Regions from separate parts of the Mus musculus genome. Here all the other regions are linked to region 3. A link is a loop called in an ENCODE intact Hi-C map of the cell type or tissue named here. Cell type or tissue: heart. All regions are shown on one strand. Each heading gives the region's core, and the rest is flanking DNA. Links, peaks and the distances in the headings are about the cores only. Region 1 overlaps Gm52180 (a long non-coding RNA gene). Region 2 overlaps Serhl (serine hydrolase-like). Region 3 has its middle 12 kb from the start of Cyp2d26. Region 4 overlaps Gm32620 (a long non-coding RNA gene).

Region 1 (5,066 bases), core at 1,103-3,602, 540 kb before region 3:
TCTCTGTGTATCTCTGACTGTTCTGGAACTCCGTCTGTAGACCAGGCTGGCCTTGAACTCAAGAGATTTAGCTGCCTCTGCCTCCCAAGGGTTAGGATTAGCCTGTGCCACTCACCTGGCTGGAAGGCAGCTTTTCGAGGCAGTTTAGACCTAGGAGAAAACCCGATGAGCTTGTAGTTACCACTTCCTTCTGACCCCATCGGCAACTTATTCCTGCCCTGGTTTGTGTGTGATTTTTTGACGTGCCATGGAGAAGTGTCTCAGCATGGCGGCCAGTAGCCTGGTTTTGGCAGGGAACCCTGGAAACCGAGATTGCAGGGGATTTTTTTTTCAGCTGCTTTAGGAGATTTTGTGGAGTCCCAGGGGCTGGCAGGGCTTGCCAGAGTGGGTGTGTCTGTGCTCAGCCCAGAGCCAGAGGACAGGGAATTAGCGTGTGCAGGGTCCTGAGTGGGAACGGCTGCAGTGTTCGAATTCCAGCTGAGAGGGCAGGACAGGCTTCTCTCTGTTCCTCCCCCGCTGTTCTCCTGCCCGAGCTCCAAGGCTAATAGAGGCCAAAAGAGTAGCTTAGAGGGAAGTGTGGAGGCTTTCAGCGCCCTTGAAAAGTGGCCACCAGGAGTACCTCATGGGTGTGGTGACGCACACCTTTGATCCCAGCACTCAGGAGGCAGAGGCAAGTGGATTTTCTGAATCAGAGGAATTGAGTTCCAGGACAGCCAGGGCTACTTAGAGAAACCCTGTCTCAAAAACCACAACAAAGAAACAAGAGAACAATGGCTGGGAAAATACTCCATAGGTGAAATGCTTGCAGCATAAGCATGAGCTGGCTTCCCAACACCCACATAAAAGTCAAGTGTACCTGTACCCTCGGTAGGACGGAGGCAGAGACGGGAGGGTCCCTGGAGTTCATTGCGCAGGCACCCTAGCTAAATCAATGCGTTCCATGTTTATTAAGAGATTCTCTCAGAAAACAAGAGGGAGAGTGAGGAAGACACCAAGCATTGACTTCTGACCTCTGTATGCAGGCAGATATCCATGCATGCACAACATACACATATGTGCACGTACATGAGCAGGTACACATGGTGGTCACAATCTGGGTTAACAATCTTTCCGGGGGACTTAGGTAGGCAGACCTTCTCCCTCTCGCCCACCCGGAGTTAAAGTATGGAGATCTGAGAGCCTAGCCCATGCTTTGGACTCTGTGTGACTCTGGCAAGACCCTCTCTGGTTTTGTGGCTTTGAGTAGCTTCCCACAGGTTTTTGGCAATCGAAAGAAACCATGGGGGTAAATAGACAAGCAAATAGATTAAAAAAAAAAAAGATTTATTTTATGTATATGAGTACACCATTGCTCTCTCCAGACACACCAGAAGAGGGCATCAGATCTCATTACAGATGGTTGTGAGCCACCATGTGGTTGCCAGGAGTTGACCTCTGGAAGAGCAGTCGGTGATCTTAACCGCTGAGCCATCTCTCCAGCCTGAAAATAGAAATTTTAAGGCTGCAACTGTGTGTGTGCAAACGTGTGTGTGTATGCTTGTGTGTGTGCATATATGTGTTTGTGCATGTGTGTGTGTTTGTAGATCTGTATGTTTATGGCTGAATTCAGCATCCTCTACATGTTAGGCACACCATCCACCACCAAGCTGCCTACCTCCAGAGTCATCGGTTTTCATAGCTCCCATAGAGTGAGGGCAGTGTACAGTAACAGCGCTGGGCGAGACTTGAGGCTCCCCGAGGTCACTCTCAGCCTGAAATGTGTCCATACCACTGCTTACCAAACAGTCCTGGCTCCTCAGCTCTCAGTGTGCCATAGAAGTTTACCTTCCTGCCTTCTAGTAATGGGCGGCTCATCCAGCTTGTTCTGGCCAATGAGTTCTAATTAAATCAAAGCCATTAGTGGCTGGCAAGGGGATTCATTAATCTGCAGTTTGTCACAACCCCTGGCAATAATGACCTGGAGGGCCCTAGAGCAAAGGTGACGTGGGACATAGTTGGTTCATGGTGTTGTGGACAGGAGCCATGAATGAGAAACTAGTTCTTAGTGTCACGGCCTCTAGGGTTTTGGAAGTTTGTCACCCATGCTATCTAAGCCTACCCCTATTATAGAACAATGTGGGGCCCAGAAAGACAAAGAGATGTTCCAATTCACGTGGCTGCAGAACACACAAGTTTGAGAGGTATCATAGCACGCACTCTTTGTCAGGGGGGCCACCGTAAAGATTGGAGTGAAGGTGTCTGTTTTTGGAGGACCCTTGAAAGCGTCTCAGTGTTTGGTGGGAAAATGCACAGGTGCACAGTACCATTTCTGGCCACTAGAGGGCAGCTGGACCCAAGTTTGTAATTGAGGTGGGGCTGCGGCAACCAACTCTGCTAAGCCCCACGTTTGGAAACTGTGGGTGGCCACCAGAAAATAAATGTGGGAGTGGAGAAAACTGGGCAACAGCAAAAGCTTTCTTTTTCTTTTCTTTTCTTTCTTGATAGTGTTTCTGTGTATAGCCCTGGCTGTCCTGGAACTCACTTTGTAGACCAGGCTGGCCTCGAACTCAGAAATCCGGCTGTCTCTGCCTCCCGAGCGCTGGGATTAAAGGCGTGCGCCACCACCGCCCAGCAGCAAAAGGTTTCTGAATGCACAACAACCCTGAATCATCGAACTCAAAATGAATCTGGGCTGTTTCTGCCAACTCTTGTGTGTTAGTATTGAACGTTCGATGTGCACACTTTGACCGACGCATGCCATACACTGCCGAGGAATACCACCTAAAAGCTCACAGACGCTATGGTACATTGTAAATTGCAATGTCTTTGCTGCTAATGTAGAAACATGATGGAAAACGAAGTCAGCATTTTCCTCCAGTTGCTCCTTATTGGCTAAGTAGAAACTTAGCTCAGTCCATGGCTGTGCATAAACCAGGTGTGGCAGAGCCCGCCCGTAATCGCAGCCACCATCACTGGAGGCCCGAGGACACCAGTTCAAGGTCATTTTTGGAAGTTTAGGGCCAACTTGGTATATGTAAGACCCCATCTAAAACAAAAACATCTGCTTCAGCTGCTGTCTGGAGTTTCAGAAGAAGACTAAGGGAGATCTGACTTGGGAGTAGGGTAACACATTTCTAACAATTTCTGAATACAGGCCATTTGCTATTATTTTAATTTATGCAAAATGGCAGTCTGAGCATTGCCAATGATACAATCAAAATATCCATCAGTTCTAGGAAAAAACCCACTGAAACAGCTAAGATTTAGTTTCATAAAAACAAACGAACATCTCTACCTCATTAATATGCAAATTTGCCTTTGTCTTTAACAAATGGTAAACTTTTACGTGTACCAAAGAATTATTTTAAAATAAATTTCTTTTTTTCAAATTAATGTTATCTATTTGGTGTTATTCTGTTTTGTTGTTTCTGTGGCTCTGGGGACTGAACTCAGAGTTTTATGCACGTCAGCCGGGAGCTCTGTCACTATACCAATCCCCAGGCAAAATGGATCAATTCCTTTGAATTATTCTCAGTAAGTACTCGATGTATAGGACTGTATTCTATACCTATATACATGACGCTGAGTACAAATGTCTCGGCTACAGCGGCTGCAGATAGAAAAAATGACAAGAGGTTTGCTCAGAGATGGTCAGTCAACCCTGGAGGGAAAGGAGGCAGACCAGCAGGCGAAAGACAGAGATGGATGGGACGCGGGTCTTGCTCTGAAAGGAGGGAGGCGGGGTGGATTCTAGATCTTCAGGCTGGAAGAAATCACTTCAGGGCATCTAATCTCTAACTGAGAAGACAGCTGAGAACTAGGAGGGTTTTGTTATTGTTGTTAGGTTTGGTTTTTTTGTTTGCTTGTTTTTTTCCGGGACAGGATTTCTGTGTAAAGCCCTGGCTGTTCTGGAACTTACTGATACCGGCCTCTACCTCCTAGTGCTGGGATTAAAAGTGTGTGCCACCACCTCCTGGCCTATTGGACAGGAGTCTTATAATGAGTGGTCAGGCAAGGAGAACCCAGGGCCCCTGACTTCAGCCCCACCCAGCTGCTTGATCTCCAGGAGGTAATAAGGCAGTGTAGGCCCTACAGAGCCGGCTCCCCAGGGTGTCCAGGCTGATTTTGCCACCTCTTTCTTTTCTCAGGGCCTCAAAACATGTAGGGAGGGGAAAGAACTCAGACAGCGCCCCTCCCCCTCCACTGTGATTGCTTGCAGGTTGCCTGGTAACCAGGGCATAGCCAGCTATGGCAACCTAAGGCTCAGAGGGATGAGAATGGGATGAGAAGAGAAGAGGATCCTGGGCCCACACGTTCATCATTCAGTCACTGTGAGAAACATGCTGAGTGATTCTTGTTAGGCCCTGGGACCCAGAGAAGGATAAGATCTGCGTCTTTCAGGACTTTGCTGTCCAATATGGTAGATGGACATTCAAATGAAATAAAATTGAAAAAAAAAATCCAGGTCCTTGGTCATCATAGAATAGTGGTAAGTGCTCGGGAGCCGCCTGTGGCTGGTGGCTATTTTATTGGACAGTGGACACATAGAACATTTCCATTATCACAGAAAGTTCTATTGGCCGGCCAGAAGCTCACTCGCCAAGGCGAGCAGCTCACAGGAAAGCAGGCCAGAGCCCCCAGTGTTGTGGGGTATGGCAGAAAGGAAGTGGCAAGATGATGGGTCGAGGACATGCCAAGAGAACGTTGGGCTTGGCTCCTGGCTCAGAGTGAGTGTTTAGGGCACGTCTGTGGCCTGCACTCTGTGGCTGAGATGCTGTGCCCATCTGCTTACGGGCCTGGCTTTGGCAGAAGACTCTGAGTTTCTCCAGCCTGGCTCAGTCCCTGGCACAGAGTAAGTACCCAGCCAATGGCGTCTCTTCCCACCACGGTCCTTCTCATACTATCATGTGACAGAGCAGCCTGGTGCTGGGGAACCCAGGAAAAGGTTCTTAGCCCAGTGGCCACAGGCTGCTGAGGATCTGCCTCACCAGAGACAGCTGGGGTAGGTCTGTGGATTTCTTTGAGGTCTGGCCCGGGGCTGGCTAGCTTCATACCCCGAGTCTTACTTAGCAGAGGATCTGTCTGAA
Region 2 (5,066 bases), core at 1,182-3,681, 310 kb after region 3:
TGGTGGTGGGGGGGCACACACCTTTAATCCCAGCACTCAGGAGGCAGAGGCAGATGGATCTCTGGATTTGAGACCAGCTTGCTCCAGGACAGCCAGAGATGCCCAGAGAAACCTTGTCTCAAAACAAAACAAAACACATAAAAACTAGGTAACTTATAGAGAATAAGCATGTAAGGTTTGGTGTGTAGCTCCGTGGTAGAGTGCTTACCTATCATGCAGGAGGTCCTGGGTTCCACTCTAGCACTGCAGAAAAGGAAAGGAGATTTAGTTGAAGGCTCTGGGCGTGGTGGCGCACACGTTTAAGCCCTGCACTCAGAAAGTAGAGGCAGACCGGTTTTCGTGAGTTTGAAGCCAGCCCTGTCTAACAAACAAACAAAAACAAAAAACAAAGAAGCCCCATGTGACTTAGCACCAGAACCAAAAAATGAACATTAAATTAAAGAAGGTGTGGGGCTGGAGAGATGGTTCAGTGGTTAAGAGAACTGACTGCCCCGTCTCTACCCAGTCCTTGGTCTCTACCCAGTCTTTGGCTTTATCTCAATTTTAACAATGTACCCATGTTGGGGACACAGAATTGTAAACTCCTGTCCTGTGTTTGTCACTTCTGTCTTGACTTCTCTTGGACTGGTTTCTTTCTTCTTGAATGTAGAATTGTGGTATTCCCACTGGACACGTGTCTGTCTGACGGCTTCTGGCATTTGAATCATTTGTTCTTTGATGCTAATCAGGGAAGATTGACATTTGCATTTAGCTGTTTGTCATGTTGGGCACTCAGCCCACTTGCAGAAGGTGCTCAGATCTGACTTCCCCTTTGCTTTGGTGGCTGTGCCCAAGGTAGCCGACAGGCTTTCTCGTACACTGACACCTGCAGCCCTCCCTGTTCCCCTCCAGGAGCCGGTCCCAGAGTTGACTTCCCACCCCCTGCCAGCACTTGGAAATTCCCAAGGCTTCTGTGTTTCTTCAGGGCAGTGGAGGCTGCTCAGCCCCACCCCCAAGACCCCTGTACACATTTCTCCAGGAATCACCGATGTGGCCCAGGAGGGGTGTGGCAAAGCCTTCCTGGATGAGAGGAATTGTCCATCATCCATGGCAGGGACCTTGTCAGCCCACCGTAAAATGATGACATTTAGGCCTTTCTACTCCTCTGACAAGGAAGGCCACGGTTCTCATTACTCACTATTTCTTAGTGTTAAAGGTCCAAGCAGTTTCTTTCTCAGAGAAGTGGAGCCCAGAGTGGTGGTGTGCATCTTTAATCCCAGCACTCAGAGGCAACAAATCTTTGAGAATTGAGGCTAGCCTGGTCTACATAGTGAGTTCCAGGCCATCAAGGGCCACACAGTGAGATCCTATCTAATAAAAGCAAAAAGAGAAGGAGGGAGGGACGGAGGGAGGGAGCGAGGGAAGGATGGATGGAAGGAAGGAAGGAAGGAAGGAAGGAAGGAAGGAAGGAAGGAAGGAGAGAGAGAGCTTTATTGTCTCTATCATCCTATGCTGCCCCTCAGCGTCTGGAAGATGTGGGCAGACACCCTTGGCCAAGCTCTTCTCTGGAAGAATGCCAGGGATGGGGGAGTCCAGGGCTGCCTGACATCAGGGTGGCTCTCACCAGCCCAGATGAGTCCTGTGTGAAGGCTGGGACTTCTCTGGGCAGCCAGATGAGTGACACCTTCCCGTGACACGGAGCCCACTGTGCTTTGTGCTTTTCTCCAGGTCTGGTGCTGAACAGGGACCGGAGGATCTCTTGGGTAAGCGTCACTGTCTTTCTCCTTCCTTTGGTCTGTGGTCTCTTCTAAAAAGAAGTTTTGAAATTATATATGCATAACATAGGCTAGGCACAAGATACAATCCCCGGGGCTGGAGAGATGGCTCAAAGACCTCTTCCAGAGGTCCTGAGTTCAATTCCCAGCAACCACATGGTGGCTCACAGCCATCTGCCTTCTGGTGTGTCTGTAGAAAGAGACAGTGTACTCACATACATAAAAAAGGTACAATCCCCATTTAAGCTGCTTGTAAGTAGACTGCTGGTCCATAGTAAATATATTGTTTTGTATAACTGTCACCAACAGTTAGACCCCAACCTTTGTCACCCTCAGTAATACTGAGTCCTCATGCCGTGACTCTCCGGTAACCTCAAATTTACTTTCCTGTCCCAACCCCTATGCAAAAGGTCTCAGAGCAGCAGCTCAATTTGACTTTGCTTTCTGTTTTTATTTTATTACTTAAAAAAAACAAAAAAACAAAAAAACAAAAACAGTAGGCCAGGAAATGAAACTGGAAGAAGCTAAGAGATGTTGAGGGAGAGAGGCAGCTGACAAAAGGGGACAAGGTCCCCAGTATGGCCAGCCCACAGTGGCTTTCATGGAGGAACAAGCTGCCACAGAAACTCCAAAGAGCTTCACGTCTGCAGGCATGAGTGGAGGTAATGGCCCTTAATCCCTGCCTTGGGACCAACTTCAAATGAAGTTTGAGGCCTGATTGTACCCTTGAGCCAGATAACCCCAGTTCCTGAGGAAAAGCGGGGGGGGGGGGGGAGGCTGGAGGACAAGGCCCAAGCGCCAGCGTGCTCGACACTGCCACCTCCTGTTCCCTGTTGGCTGTGGCCGTGGCTCAGAGCCTCTCCACCCCTGCTGCACCCCACTCCATCCCCCACACCAGTGAAGCCGCTGTGTAGTCTGCGCCTACGCTCTCTGGGAGGCAGCCCCCAGGGCCTTGTCACAGCTGAGATGTGGGGCCTCGTAGGTGATGCGGGACTCTCTAATTTTGAGAATGTACCCATGGTTTTAGTCTGAGGAGCAGGACGAGGAGTGACTTTGTCGTGTGTCTGTGTGCACAGGTATGAAGTACTTGTGTCAGTGGAGGTCAGAGGATGACCTTCAGCAGTGTTCTCAGCTACAATCCTCAAATACATTTATTATCTTTTTTTTTTTTTTTTTGGAACATTTCCAAATGGGCTAAGCCAGCTGGCCAGCAAACTCCAAAGATCTACCTAATCTTGCCTCTTGACAACAGCTGAGATTACAAATGTCGCACAGATGCCCAGTTGTATGTTTTGTTTTGTTTGTTTTTATCCTGAAGTCTAAGGATCAGACTCAGGTTTTGAGACAAAGCACTCTACTGACTGAGCCATCTCTCTAGCCCAGGAGTGAATGTTTTAGATGAGACTGGGTATCAGATACTCACTAGGACCCAGTGCTATCTACCACTGACCTACATCCTCAGCCCACCGTACTACATCTTATACTTTATTAACTCCGTAATTTCTCCTATGAAGTCTCCTGATTCTAGCATGCATATCACACCCTGCAGTGCGTGTGACCTACAGTACCCATCAGTAGGTGTACGGGGCACTACAGCAGGCATATTAAACAGCAAGAACGGAGCAGGCAGGGCTAGGTGGAGACACAGGCTGTGGTCCAAAACAGAGTTTCACGTGGAAGCAGTCTCAAGGAGGGTATGAGCGAGCCCTGCTTGGCAGAGCCCAGAGCTGCAGCTGGACTGTGCTCTGGGGAGGGTCTGCAGGGGGCTCCTCAGCCCTGAGGGTCCCAAAGTAACCTCCATTGCTTCTCTGCCTCCAACACCCACACCCAGCTATAAAGGGTTCTGTGAGTGGATTCAGTTATGATCCCAACAAGAAGGAAGAATGGCTGGGGAGGGGGCGAGGGTGGGGAGCAGGGTAGGACTTTGATGAATAGAAGCCAGGAAGCTTTGATGAGTAATGACTTGGTGGACATTGGCCTCCTGGGCTGGGTGACCCAGCCGGCCTCACTGGGACCCAGCTGCCCTAATTACCCTGCCTGCAGGAGCACGTGGGGCTTCGTGGCAAGGGTTCACCCTTCACCCTGGTTTTGTCTCTGCAGCCAGAGAACAGCTTTGACTTCGTAAGCAAGGAGATGTTCGTGCACTCTGCGAAGAGCCTGCAGGCCAGCGTGCTAATGATCAAGTGAGTCTAGACTCCAGGGCCCCTGACAGACCCAGAGACCAGGGACCTCTAGGAAGGAGCCCGGCACGAGGTGTCCAGTTCTCCCAGTGGGACATTCCGCTGCTCAATCGGCCTTTCTCAGGAAACATCTTTGTCAGCAGGTGCTGGGAGGGATAAGACAAAGCGAGAGGTGGTCTGGTAGCCTTGGGGCAGGGGACAGGGAAAGGATGGCACCGTGGCTCAGCTGGTCTCGGGGGGAGCCTGTCTGTGATGACCGACTCCATGTCCTCGAGCTGAGAGCAGAGTGTGCTTTATAGGAACTGCACAGGCAGTCTTGGGAGCTCGTGAATAAGGCCCGCTTGGTTAGGAAAGATGGCCCTCTTGGTGCGCAGCTTCAGGAGCGATGAAAAAGGGGCTACACCACTAGCCAGACTGGACAGATTAACTCCGATGATCAGTGGGGTCACAGCAGGATTGTCTACACATCCAAGAATTCTGAACTAGGAACTTTTCCTGGACTAGCAACCCAGTTGGTGTAACTAGTCCTTTCCATGATGCGTGGCGGCCGCTGGCGGGAAGTCTGAGCCAAGGCTGCTGGTCTGCAGTGGTTGTGCTAGGGTGCTTAGCTGATAGCTTTTTTAACTTAAATTCGGAGTGTGTGTAGGGTTAACACCTTCATACATCAAGGCAAACCTCAACTCAAAACCATGGGAGTGGCTGGGCACGGTGGCTCACACCTAACTCAGGACTAGGGAGAGCATGGCCGCGCTGGGGCAAATCTGAGCCTAGGCTATAGCTGGCCTCAGGGAAGGGGGTGGTTGCCTATATCTGTTCCACTTCAATGGGTTGTGTTGAAAAGAAAAGCCTGGCCTTGAGACTCGGGTCAGATCCCAGCCCAGCGGACAATGGCTCTCCCTCTCCACACTGCTGTGAGCCACTCACAGCAGCCATTCAGCCTGTGCTACCGGCTCTGAGAGCAAGCTGGTACCAGATGACTGAACCTCAGGGCAAACCTAGGCTCAAAAGGATACAGCTGAAGGAAACCTGGGGGGCAACCTAGGCTTGGCCTCTTCAGGGCCTGAAGCCAGGCAGGGCAGAGGGGCTATCAAGATGCAGACCTAGGGGCACCCCAACTTCTCGCTGCCCAGAG
Region 3 (5,066 bases), core at 1,071-3,570:
CTGCATCCTCAGCATGAGATCTGTTGCCTTGTGGCTGGGAAGTCTATCATAGAAGTTCAGCAAAGGACCGTTACTCGATACACTTGCTCAGCAGTGACCTAGCCAGAACCAGTACACCTGTCCTCAGTTCCTTGAGGTACAAGACCTATGTAACACCAAGAGATCTGATCTGCCACAGCACCTCTTTTCCTGACAGAAATGTTGCACTAGACCCTAACATTCCTGCCCCACCCCCATCAAGACCTCCTCCAATAGGATTAATGGCTTGGGACTTATGACTTCTGCTGTGTCTGATTGGATCTCATATCTGAAGCACAGCCTGCCCTACTTGTGTTTGTCCTTCCATACTTCTGCTCTTGGAAGTGCACCATCTTCAGGTCCCGAAATCTTTCTTTTGGAGGTTTGTGGATTTACTGTGTACTGCTAAGGTCACCACGACCTATGCTGCCTTCTATCATGAACTCCCTCACTTTGTACAGACATGTTCTCAAACTTTACTTGCAGCAGGCTGCCTAACTCAGGAAGTGGCACAGGACTTGGAGGATAGCAGACAGGTCAGTTATCCATCAAGCCCACCACATGCAAAAGAGAGCTGTGGATATGACCATTGGCCACAGCCCAGTCTGCAGCCCCATGGCTGCTTCCAGGATTCGTTGGGGACCCCTCTTAGTCCTTACTCCAGTCACTCATGAAAGGAAATACTAACATTGCCTAGGCACTTTGTTCCTTACAAAGGAGCTAAGGCTGCCCTTTGTTCTCTTGTGCTAAGCCAAGCTGTTAACTGGCAAGCTAGAGCAGTAGTTCTCAATCTTCCTAATGCTGCAACCCTTTAATACAGTTCTTCACACTGTGGTGACTACCGACCAAAAAAACCATTTCATTGTTACTTCATAACTGTAATTCTGTTGTCATGAATTGTTAGTATCAGATATGTGACTCCTGTGAGGGATCATTTGACCACAACACACAAATGAAAAGGGATTTCAACCCACAGGTTGAGAACCTGCTGTGCTAAAGCGTGAAGGTGGAAGGAAAAATTGGCTGGGCAGGCTAGGCTCCATGGCCCAAGCACCACTGGCCCTCTTGTTTGCAGAAAATGATGGGCTGATGACAAGGAAAGGCTAAGCTACCTAGTTATGGTAGCAAGTGCTAGTAGAATGGCCTGTGTGAACAAGCAAACAACAGTAAAAGGAAGGCAGTTGGAATCTACATAAATCTTTAGAACAAGTCTGAAGTCATTCAGTTGATTACACAACCTGGAACTTCTCAGATCTGGTCACTGTCAGAGAGAACTGACATCTAAAGGATGGTCCAGTTGCTTTTTGAACAAAAATGAATCTTCATTTACCTTTACTTCTTGTGTGTCAAGTCTGCCCCCAAGTCATTTTAATGGCATATGGAGAGTGGTATTCCCCTTATGCCAGAGGCCTGTGGTTAGGATGGGCCAACCACAAGGAAAATTAAAGAGTGAGGCTTGTGCCTTCCAAGGCTGGTACTTCTGTGCCAGGCACTGCTGTTCCCACCGCACGTGCCAACTCATTAGTTCTCCCCAGGGTCCTCAGAGGCAGGTGTTTTCATGCTATAAGAGCATAAGTGACAGCAAGTCAATGTGGTATTGCACTGTACCAGACTACTACTTGATCTGAGCAGCAATTCTGTACTGCTTGCACATGATAGTTCACTGATGGCCAATACTGACTTATTGCTTTAGAAAAACTCAAACTAGCCATGCTTTGGGACCCATGTCACGGGGTTAAATGTACAATGTACTGGTGGGCCCTCTAGACACTCTCATGAGACACTGAGCTTCAAAATACTGTAGCTATGAAGTGAATTAGGTCTACACTTGAGTCCTGTAGGCTTCAGAGAGCCCTATATGACCCAAACACTATTGTGAGAACTCTAGACCAGTTACGAAGCTGTAGTAGCCAGCCAGTGAAGTTCCATTAAGAGGAAGGTTTGATCATTTTTATGACATTTCTTCGTTTGGGGAATAGCCATGTCAATGGAAGGAAACTTCTAATTCCCAGCTCTACCCACAAGAGTGTCAAATATCTAGCTTAAGAAATGGGTAGCCTCTTGAGCTGCAGTCCCAACAACCATCACTGGGGGGAGCCAGAGATTACAGGCAGGGGAAGCTGCAAACTCATAGGAGTTGTTTAATGGGCAGTTTCTATTTTGCAAGATGAAAAAATGTCAGATCTTAGTTGCAGAACATAAAGAAAATATTCACACTTCTAAAAAAAATCACAACTCTAAATTTTAATATGCTTTTAAAAGAGAGCCTAGAGAAATGGCTCAATGGCTAAGATTGCTGGTTGATCTTCCAGAGGACTCAGGTTCAGATCCCTGCACCCACATGCCAGCTTACAACTGTTCTGTAAATCTAGTTCCAGAGGACCTTCTACAGGTACTAGGCACACAAGTAGAACACAGTCATATATAAATAAAAATTAAAGGTTTTTATGAAGTCAAGTACATTTTTATTTAAGGGATTTGATTCCTTTGCTGTCCATCCAGGTCATCTGAAAATACCCCCTTCTCCAAGGAGATCCAGTTGTGCTTTTCATTTACATTTCTAATGTTATCCTCTTTCCTGGTTCCCCCTCTGCAAACCTCCTATCCGATCCCCTCTTACACTGTTTCTATGAGGGTGCTCCCCCACCCACCCATGCCTCACAGGCCTAGCATTCCTCTACACTGGGGCATCAAGCCTTCACAGGACCAAGGGCCTCCCCTCACATTAATGCCAGATAAGGCCCTTCAGTTCCTTCAGTCCTTCCCTTAACTCCTCAGTCCAATGGTTGGCTGCATCCACATCTGTACTGGTCAGGATCTGGCAGAGCCTCTCAGAAGACAGCTGTATCAGGCTCCTGTCAGCAAGCACTTCTTGGCATCAGCAATAGTGTCTGGGTTTGGTGCCTGCATGGATCCCCAGGTGGGGCAATCTTTAGATGGCCTTTTCTTCAGTCTCTGCTCCACACTTTGTCCCTGTATTTCCTTTAGACAGGAGCAATTCTGGGTTAACATTTTGGAGACGGGTAGGTGGCCCCATCCCTCAACCAGGGGGGACCATGTCTAACCTCTGGATATAGTCTTGACAGGTTCTCCCTCCCCTTTGTGGTATTTCAGCTAATGCAATCCCCATGGGGTCCTGGGAGGCTCTTGCTTTCCTGGCATCTGGAATTTCCTGGTTGCTACCCCCAGTTCCCCATCCCCCATTGCTATACACCTCTTTTCAATTTCCTGATCCTCTGTGCATCTCCTCCAATACCTGATTCTGCCCCTCTTTTCCCCCTCCTTCTTTCTTCCTCCCAAGTCCCTCATACCCTCTACCCCCTTGATTATATTGTTTAGAGTATTAAAAATAATCTACATACATACATACCTATCAATATGGCTAACATAAAAAATATCTCCACACGCTGGCAAGGATGTTAACAGGAACTCCCATTCATGGGTCATAAGAATAGCAAAAAAAAAAAAAAAAAAAAAAAAAAAGGAAAAGAAAAAAGAAAAAGAAAAAAAGGAAGTTTAGCAGTTGCTTATACAACATTTCTTTACCATATGACACACTGATCTGAAAACGTGTGCTTACACAGAAACCTGCACAGTATTTATGGTAGCTCTATTTATAAGTGCCCAAATTGGAAGCAATAAAGATGTCCTTTGGCAAACAGGAAGTAGGAAAAACTGGGCATATCTAGACAATAGAGTATTTTTTTGGCAGCAACAAAAAAAAAAATGAACTTTGTAGCCATAAATACATGAAGGAACCATAAACATGTATCACTAAGTTGGAAACAGCCAATCTGAAGTGGCTATACACTGTATGACTAACTATACACCACTCTAGAAAAGGCAAAACTATGATGATGATAAAAAGACCATTGGCTGTCAGGTTTTGGAAAGGAAGGGAGAAGCAATTGGCACAGCTGTATTAGGGTAGCGAGCTGTCCTGTAAGAAACAGTAATGGGGGTGCACGGGTGTTATAAGTTTGTGTAAATCTATGAAGTATCCAGTACACAGCATAAGGAGCAAACCTTGACATAAATCACAGACGTAAGAGGCAATTATGAAGTATCACAACACATGTGCTACTCCAGAGGGCCACACCCACAATGAGATGAGCTGCCACAGGAGGATGCAGGTCCATAGGAGCTTATCTTCTGTCCAAAGCTACCATGAACCTAAAACTGCTTTCACAAAACCTATTACAACACACATGCACTGACCTTATAAACTGCAGGAACTGAAAGGCAGAGACAGCCACGGCACTGCCCAAGTCAGGAAACTGCCATCAAGAGGAACTGAATAGGGTCACTGCCCACTCAAGTCATTTCTGAATCTCATCAATAAAGCTGTGCTCAGGTCCCACCAGCAAATGGAATGGGAACAAAAGAACAAAAGGGAAAGTGACGAACATCGGCTGTCAGGAAAATATTTTCCTCAAGACACCCATTCTTCAAGTTTTATGGCTTAGTCCATGACACCTGAAATCTATCAATTTCATTTTAACCGTGTTAATCCAGGTTACCAACAAGAGACGCTAACCAGTTCAAAAGCCATCATTTCTATTCAGGTCTTGTCCAGCTGTCTGAGCACGGTCCCACAGCTGACACAGCACACAGCTCAACACTCATAAACCATCCACATGGGTGTGGTGAGAAATGGACCACACTGCTTGGTATACCCATAGAGCAAAATTAACCTGCCATTTCTGCAACCCCAAATTGATGAGCACATTAGAACTGATTTATAATTGCTTACTTCCAACTCAAAGGAGTATTTAAAATATTTGTTTTCTTTAAAAAAAATCCATTAACATTACATTATACTTTTACAATCCTCAAAAATCAATGCTGATTCAGAATATGTCCTCAAGTCAACTGCAGAAAGTCAGAATGGGCCCCACAGGAGGCAAAGAACCCTGGGGTTTGGTTTCAGGCTCTGCTGGCAAGGACCACCTTGCCTTCCAGAGGAAAAGGAACAAAGGGATTGGGACTGATGGTAGCCCCCTGGGGAATAGAGCCAAAGACTTCCTGGGAGGGCCATTCTGGAGAAG
Region 4 (5,066 bases), core at 808-3,307, 230 kb after region 3:
CTCAATGTAACTTTCTGTGTTTTTCTCAAGGCCTTAGGTGACCCCTGTGTAAAGGTCATTCGGCAGCCCCAACAGGGGCTCATAGGTTGAGAACCTCTGCTCAGACTGAATACCTAAGGGACAGACAGCACACAGAGCAAGGGGACGCCAGGGAAGGAGGAAGGCTTGGCTGGCTCGGGTGGACGGCTTTGTGAACAGCCCTAAAGGAGGAAGTAGAGAGGGGAACCTGGAAGCACGTGGTCCCTTGCAGTCCCTGGGAAGGGGGGTGGGGCTTCCGTAGACTTAGACTAAAACTTCGATAACAAGACAAGTCTCCATGCTAAGTTTACTTCCACCAATGTTTCTTGTTGCCAGGCAGAGAAGAGAAGAAACCAAAGTCAGTCCTTTTTTTTTTTTTTTAAATTTATTTTCTTATTATATGTAAGTACACTACAGCTGTCTTCAGAGACCCCAGAAGAAAGCATCAGATCGCATTACGGATGGTTGTGAGCCACCATGTGCTTGCTGGGATTTGAACTCAGGACCTTCGGAAGAGCGGTCAGTGCTCTTAACCACTGAGCCATCTCTCCAGCCCCCAAAGTCAATCTTTTCCCCTCAGAGTGCCCCAGAAAGGGAGCTTGGACCCAGCCACTGCTGCCTGGCCTGGGCTTGGAGGTTTCTCTTGCAGACACAGAGGTACTAGGACGAGAGGATCAGACCCCTGACCCAGCTTCATGTCACCTCTTCCTTCCCAAGACTCCAGCTCCCAGAGAGACCTATCAGCAAGGAGATCCGGGCTGAGAGTGGCCACTCTGCTCTGACCACTCTGTTCAGGGTGTCAGGGTGTCTAGGGTGTCAGAGGTACACTCCTCTGTCCTGTACCTCACGCGTCCAACAGTGGCAATGGAAAGTTCCCATCCTGGGGACACTGGGCTCACATTTGGGAAGGATGCTCTCCCACCCTGTGTAGCTGACCTGCAGGCACCGGGCCGATGCGTTTGATCATTTGATCAGATCCTCACCAAAACAGGGCAAGAGAGCTGACCGTGACCCCAGGATAAACCATACAATCCCGAGCCGACCCTCGGTGAGCCACCTCCTTACCTAGGAGGGAATGAACTCCGCCATTGGAGGCAGGCAAACCCATCTGGAGCCCATCACCCTGCATGCTGATGGGAGGTTTCTGCCCTGGCAAGAAGCCCAGGCTGGCCCATCTCCAAATCTCACCTCGGTTCAGGCTGCCCTATATCTTTGGCTGTTCCTTCCATTTGAGACCTAGTTTTAAAGGCTTTTCATCTACGTGCTACTTCCATTCTCACAGAAACATTGTGTGGGAGGAGTTATCATTGCCCCTAATTTACAGATTAGAAAACTGAACTCAAGTTCCACCGCAAGGACGAAGGCAGATAGGAACTTGGGCTCCTGGCTCTTTGGCCCCTGTGTGTTCTTGCATCCTGCAGTCCCCCTGGTTTTCCCACCAAAACACCTATCCTAACTCTCATATAGTAAGAAAAATAGAACAAATGACTTGTTTGGAGGTGGTAACAGACAGTCTAGGACAAGCACCTAGGGTTCGCATGTTAAATACATACACGTAACATGTGGAGAAATAATGAAAGACAAAGGTAACTCCCATTTTCAACATTTCTTCCATGTAACAGCATGCACCCTGTGGGGCTCTTTGGATGGCTTTGTCACTGGAAGAAACAAGCACCACCCAGGAAGCTAATTGCTGGAGGTCCCGAGGAGTAGCTGTCAACCTACTGAGTCTTCTACCTTGGGATTTCTCTTCTGACCATGATGGACAGCCCCAGAACTGTTCTGTGCTGATGGCGCCACCTGGTGGCTGGCGTGGGAATGCCCTCAAAGGAGACTCCCGTGTCCCTTGGCGCTCTAAGGAACCTGGGCCATTCAGAGGCCAACACCTTGCCAAGTTAGACCCAGACATGAATGGCAGCAGGGTGGAGTAGTAGAATAGAGGTCAGGGTCAGGCAGTACACAATGTGCCAGGAAGACTGTGGAACCGAGAGCAGGGCCCCAGCGTGCCTCTTGGAGGCACTTCAGCCCTTCCTGGGGGCAGGAGAACAATTCACTTCTTCCAGACAGCTGCTTCTGCTGGAAGCACTTTCTAGTCTTTTCTAGAGCCTCCTTCCCAGCTGCTTACTGGCCGCCAGGCAAACCCCTCCCATCTTCTGCAGGCACAACTGGGGACTTTCCAGGGGCAGTCTCAGCCAATTAAGGAAACAATTAGCCTCCCCTGAGGCAAATTCATGCTTTGTCACCCACAGCACTCTGGTTCTGTGGGACTTGTGGGCACAAGATGTGTGTGTGTGTGTGTGTGTGTGTGTGTGTGTGTGTGTGTGTGTGTATCCCACCTTGAAGCTGTTTGGTGAAAGATTTAAAGAGACAGAGGTGAAATCACTTGACAAAAATAAGTCATAACAGAGACAAGTGTTAGCTGGCTGCACACCTGTGAGCCCAGTACTTGAGAGGTGGAGACAGGAGGATCAAGAGTTCAAGGCCTGTGGTGGTGGTGGTGGTGGTGGTGGTGGTATATGCCTTTAATCCCAGAGGCAGAGGCAGGTGCATCTCCATGAGTTTGAGGCCAGCCTGATCTACAAATCGAATTCCAGGAAAGCCAGGGCTGGAACAGAGAAAGACGTGTCTGGGGTGGGAGTGGGGGAATTAAACAAAGAAAAAAGAGTTCAAGACCCACTTAGGCCACATGGGCCCCCCTCCCTGTCTCTTCTGCAGGCAGCTGGTTCCTTGTTTCCGGTCCCTAGATGGGAGGGCACTGAGGAGTTGCTTCTAACAAGGATTCCTCAAGAAGACATGAAGGCTACAGACCTGAGTGGTCTATGCTGTCTGATGAAGGGCTGTAGGATGGGAAGGTGGCAGGGGAGTTTTCGGGAACAAGAGGTGGGACAGGAAAGGGAGGCCATGCAGGAACTTCCTCCACCTGCCAGGGCAGCTGAAGGTTATTGCAAGGGGTGGAGTTCAGGAAGCTGGGCAGCTACAGGAGGTCTCTTAGGACTGTCCCCGGACTTAGCCTCATTCCTTAGGAAAGTTCTGTCTCCTCTGCTACCCTCCCCTCCTCTCCACTTCCCTTTTTCCTTTTCCCTATGGCTGGGGCAGCCTCTCTCCCAGGGCTGCAGAGAGTGTGTCTAACCTACACATCTGTCTCACCCTCAGAAACCTCAAATCCAAAGCCAGCAAAGAATGTAGGCCCAACTGTTTTCAGGGATTCCTTCAGTGACCCTCAGGGAATTCTGGGTCACTCAATGTGGGGTACTATCCTAGGTAGGTATTGTTCTGGCTGCCTGCCAGGGAGGGCAGAGCCTAACACCTGCTCACCTAAGTCGAAACTCCCTAGGAACCCAGCAGGAAACAGCTCAAACAAGGTCCGAACCATGGCGTCGTCCCCAGGCCAAGGTCAAGGCATGACTAAGGCTCTTCAAAAAGTTTCTAGGGTACCAGATATGGGGGTACACACCTGTAACACCAGAACTCAGGAGACAGAGGCAGGAGGACAGAGCGAGTTTAAGGCCAGCCAGACGTGTGTTTGTGTGTGTGTGTGTGTATGTGTGTGTGTATGTGTGTGTGTGTTCTTAAAAGGCTAGGGCTGAAGGCATATTTCTTCCCTTGAGCATCCTCTGATGAAAATTGCCTTCTTCCTAGGATCTAAGCGTGAACAGGGGCAAGAGAAGCTGTTACTGTTGCTGTCTGCAGCCAGAGTCTGTTTCTTTTTTTCTTCTTTAAATGTATTTACTTATATTTGTGTGTGTGTGTGCACACATGTGCACCCCAGAAAGAGCTAAGACCCTACTTCTGATTCTTCTCTCACCCTCTCATAGATGTTTTGGCCTCTGGTAGCATGCCTACCCTATGTGTGTATGTGTGTGTGTGTGTGTGTGAGTCACAGGCAGAGGGCAGGGTCAGTGGAAAGAGGAGCTGCCTGTGGCCTGCCCCTCCAGTCAGCTTCCCCATATTAGTGAGAGGAGGCCTCTGTGACCCTTTATGCCTTTGCCCTGGATAGGTGGGGCTTTTCCTTGGATCTTAAAGCCTTCTTCCCAGTACACCAAGCAAGGTCTCCATTCTTGCCACAGATAGGATAAGGGGGTCCTGGCTCCCCTCCTTCATCTTTCCAGGACACCCTGAACCCTTAAACCTCCCCTTCCCTACCAAGAACAGCCCCGCTTGCACTCACTGCTATCTGGCTGGGGTCTCTCTCATGCTGGGTCACACAGTCTCCCTGGAGTGCTTTCACTGCCCCTCCCCCCTGAGCTTGAGCTGCAGCCAAGTAGCTGTAGAGACCTCCAGTGCCTTGAAGCCCTCCTTCCTCTGCGGACATGGGTGGCCTTTGGTGGCAGCCCAAGAGGCTGTCTGATGTGTGCTTCCCACTTGGCAGGGCCTGTCCTACCCTTTAGAGAACTGGTCAGGGTAGCCCTTGGGAGAAGGGTTGTGTTGAAAGAGCCCCTCCCTTCCCTTCCTCTCAGCCTTAAAACAACCCCCTGCATACTGAGATTGACAGTTATTGCTTTGATTCAGAAAAGCAAGCAACCAAACAACCATTATCCAGCTGGGGAGATGGCTTGGAGATGGCAGGATTAAAACCTGACAACCTGAGCTCAGCCCTAGAAAAGCCTGGTGCTGCGGTGTTCATTGGTAATCGACAGGGAGAAGGAAGACAGAGACAGGAGAGCCGCCCAGAAGCTCACAGGCTAGGCAGCCTGAGCAGACGGCTCAGCCAGAGAATAAGTGCAGTGCACATTTCTTTAATTCCAGCACTCCAGAGGCAGGTGGATCTCTGAGTTCAAGGCCAGCCAGGACTACAGGGAAAGTTCCAGGACAGCCAGGGTTACCCAGAGAATCCCTGTCTTGAAAAAAAAAAGAAAAAGAAAAAAAAAAAAAGAAAAGAAAAGAAAAAAGGGAAACAAAATACGACTATAGGCCCTTACAATAAATATTGACTTGCCATTCCATTCTAACAGGAATAGAATTCACTTTACAAAGTTTAAAAGGTGATGACACCATGAACATAAAGCAATTCAGACAAGGGACAGGTGACCATCTGTGTGACACAACCC

Evidence for each region. Hi-C counts contacts between places; a loop is a spot of excess contacts. Peaks named below come from ENCODE experiments on the same cell type or tissue, not always from the same donor. Only the 100,000 strongest peaks of a DNase experiment are listed, where the experiment ranks them.
Region 1: it touches region 3 in a loop (4-fold over the local background); 3 of 42 quality-filtered maps call a loop at or near these places.
Region 2: a loop joins it to region 3, with 5 times the contacts of the local background. A loop is called at or near these places in 18 of 42 quality-filtered maps.
Region 4: a loop joins it to region 3, with 6 times the contacts of the local background. A loop is called at or near these places in 36 of 42 quality-filtered maps.

What each region holds. Positions count from the first base shown.
Region 1 is chr15:82,264,237-82,269,302 of GRCm38, forward strand. It overlaps Gm52180 (a long non-coding RNA gene), which reads right to left. Exons shown (of 3, transcript XR_003951511.1): 3 at 1,303-1,480. It overlaps Septin3 (septin 3), which reads left to right and starts at 4,566. Exons shown (of 12, transcript NM_001368785.1): 1 at 4,566-4,831. In heart, for the core only: a CTCF peak has its summit at 2,311 (motif pointing right); no DNase peak of the experiment used is centred there; H3K27me3 peaks cover 323 bases.
Region 2 is chr15:83,110,503-83,115,568 of GRCm38, forward strand. It overlaps Serhl (serine hydrolase-like), which reads left to right. Exons shown (of 12, transcript NM_023475.3): 9 at 1,708-1,742; 10 at 3,855-3,937; 11 at 5,065-5,066. Among named protein-coding and RNA genes, the nearest start is that of Rrp7a, 9.8 kb to the right of the region's middle. In heart, for the core only: a CTCF peak has its summit at 2,617 (motif pointing left); a DNase peak (open chromatin) is centred at 2,609; H3K4me3 peaks cover 310 bases.
Region 3 is chr15:82,803,342-82,808,407 of GRCm38, forward strand. No RefSeq gene overlaps it. Among named protein-coding and RNA genes, the nearest start is that of Cyp2d26, 12 kb to the left of the region's middle. In heart, for the core only: no CTCF peak of the experiment used is centred there; a DNase peak (open chromatin) is centred at 2,130.
Region 4 is chr15:83,036,083-83,041,148 of GRCm38, forward strand. Gm32620 (a long non-coding RNA gene) reads left to right here. Exons shown (of 3, transcript XR_384275.3): 3 at 1,641-2,508. Among named protein-coding and RNA genes, the nearest start is that of Nfam1, 5.2 kb to the left of the region's middle. In heart, for the core only: a CTCF peak has its summit at 1,834 (motif pointing left); DNase peaks (open chromatin) are centred at 989, 1,949 and 2,929.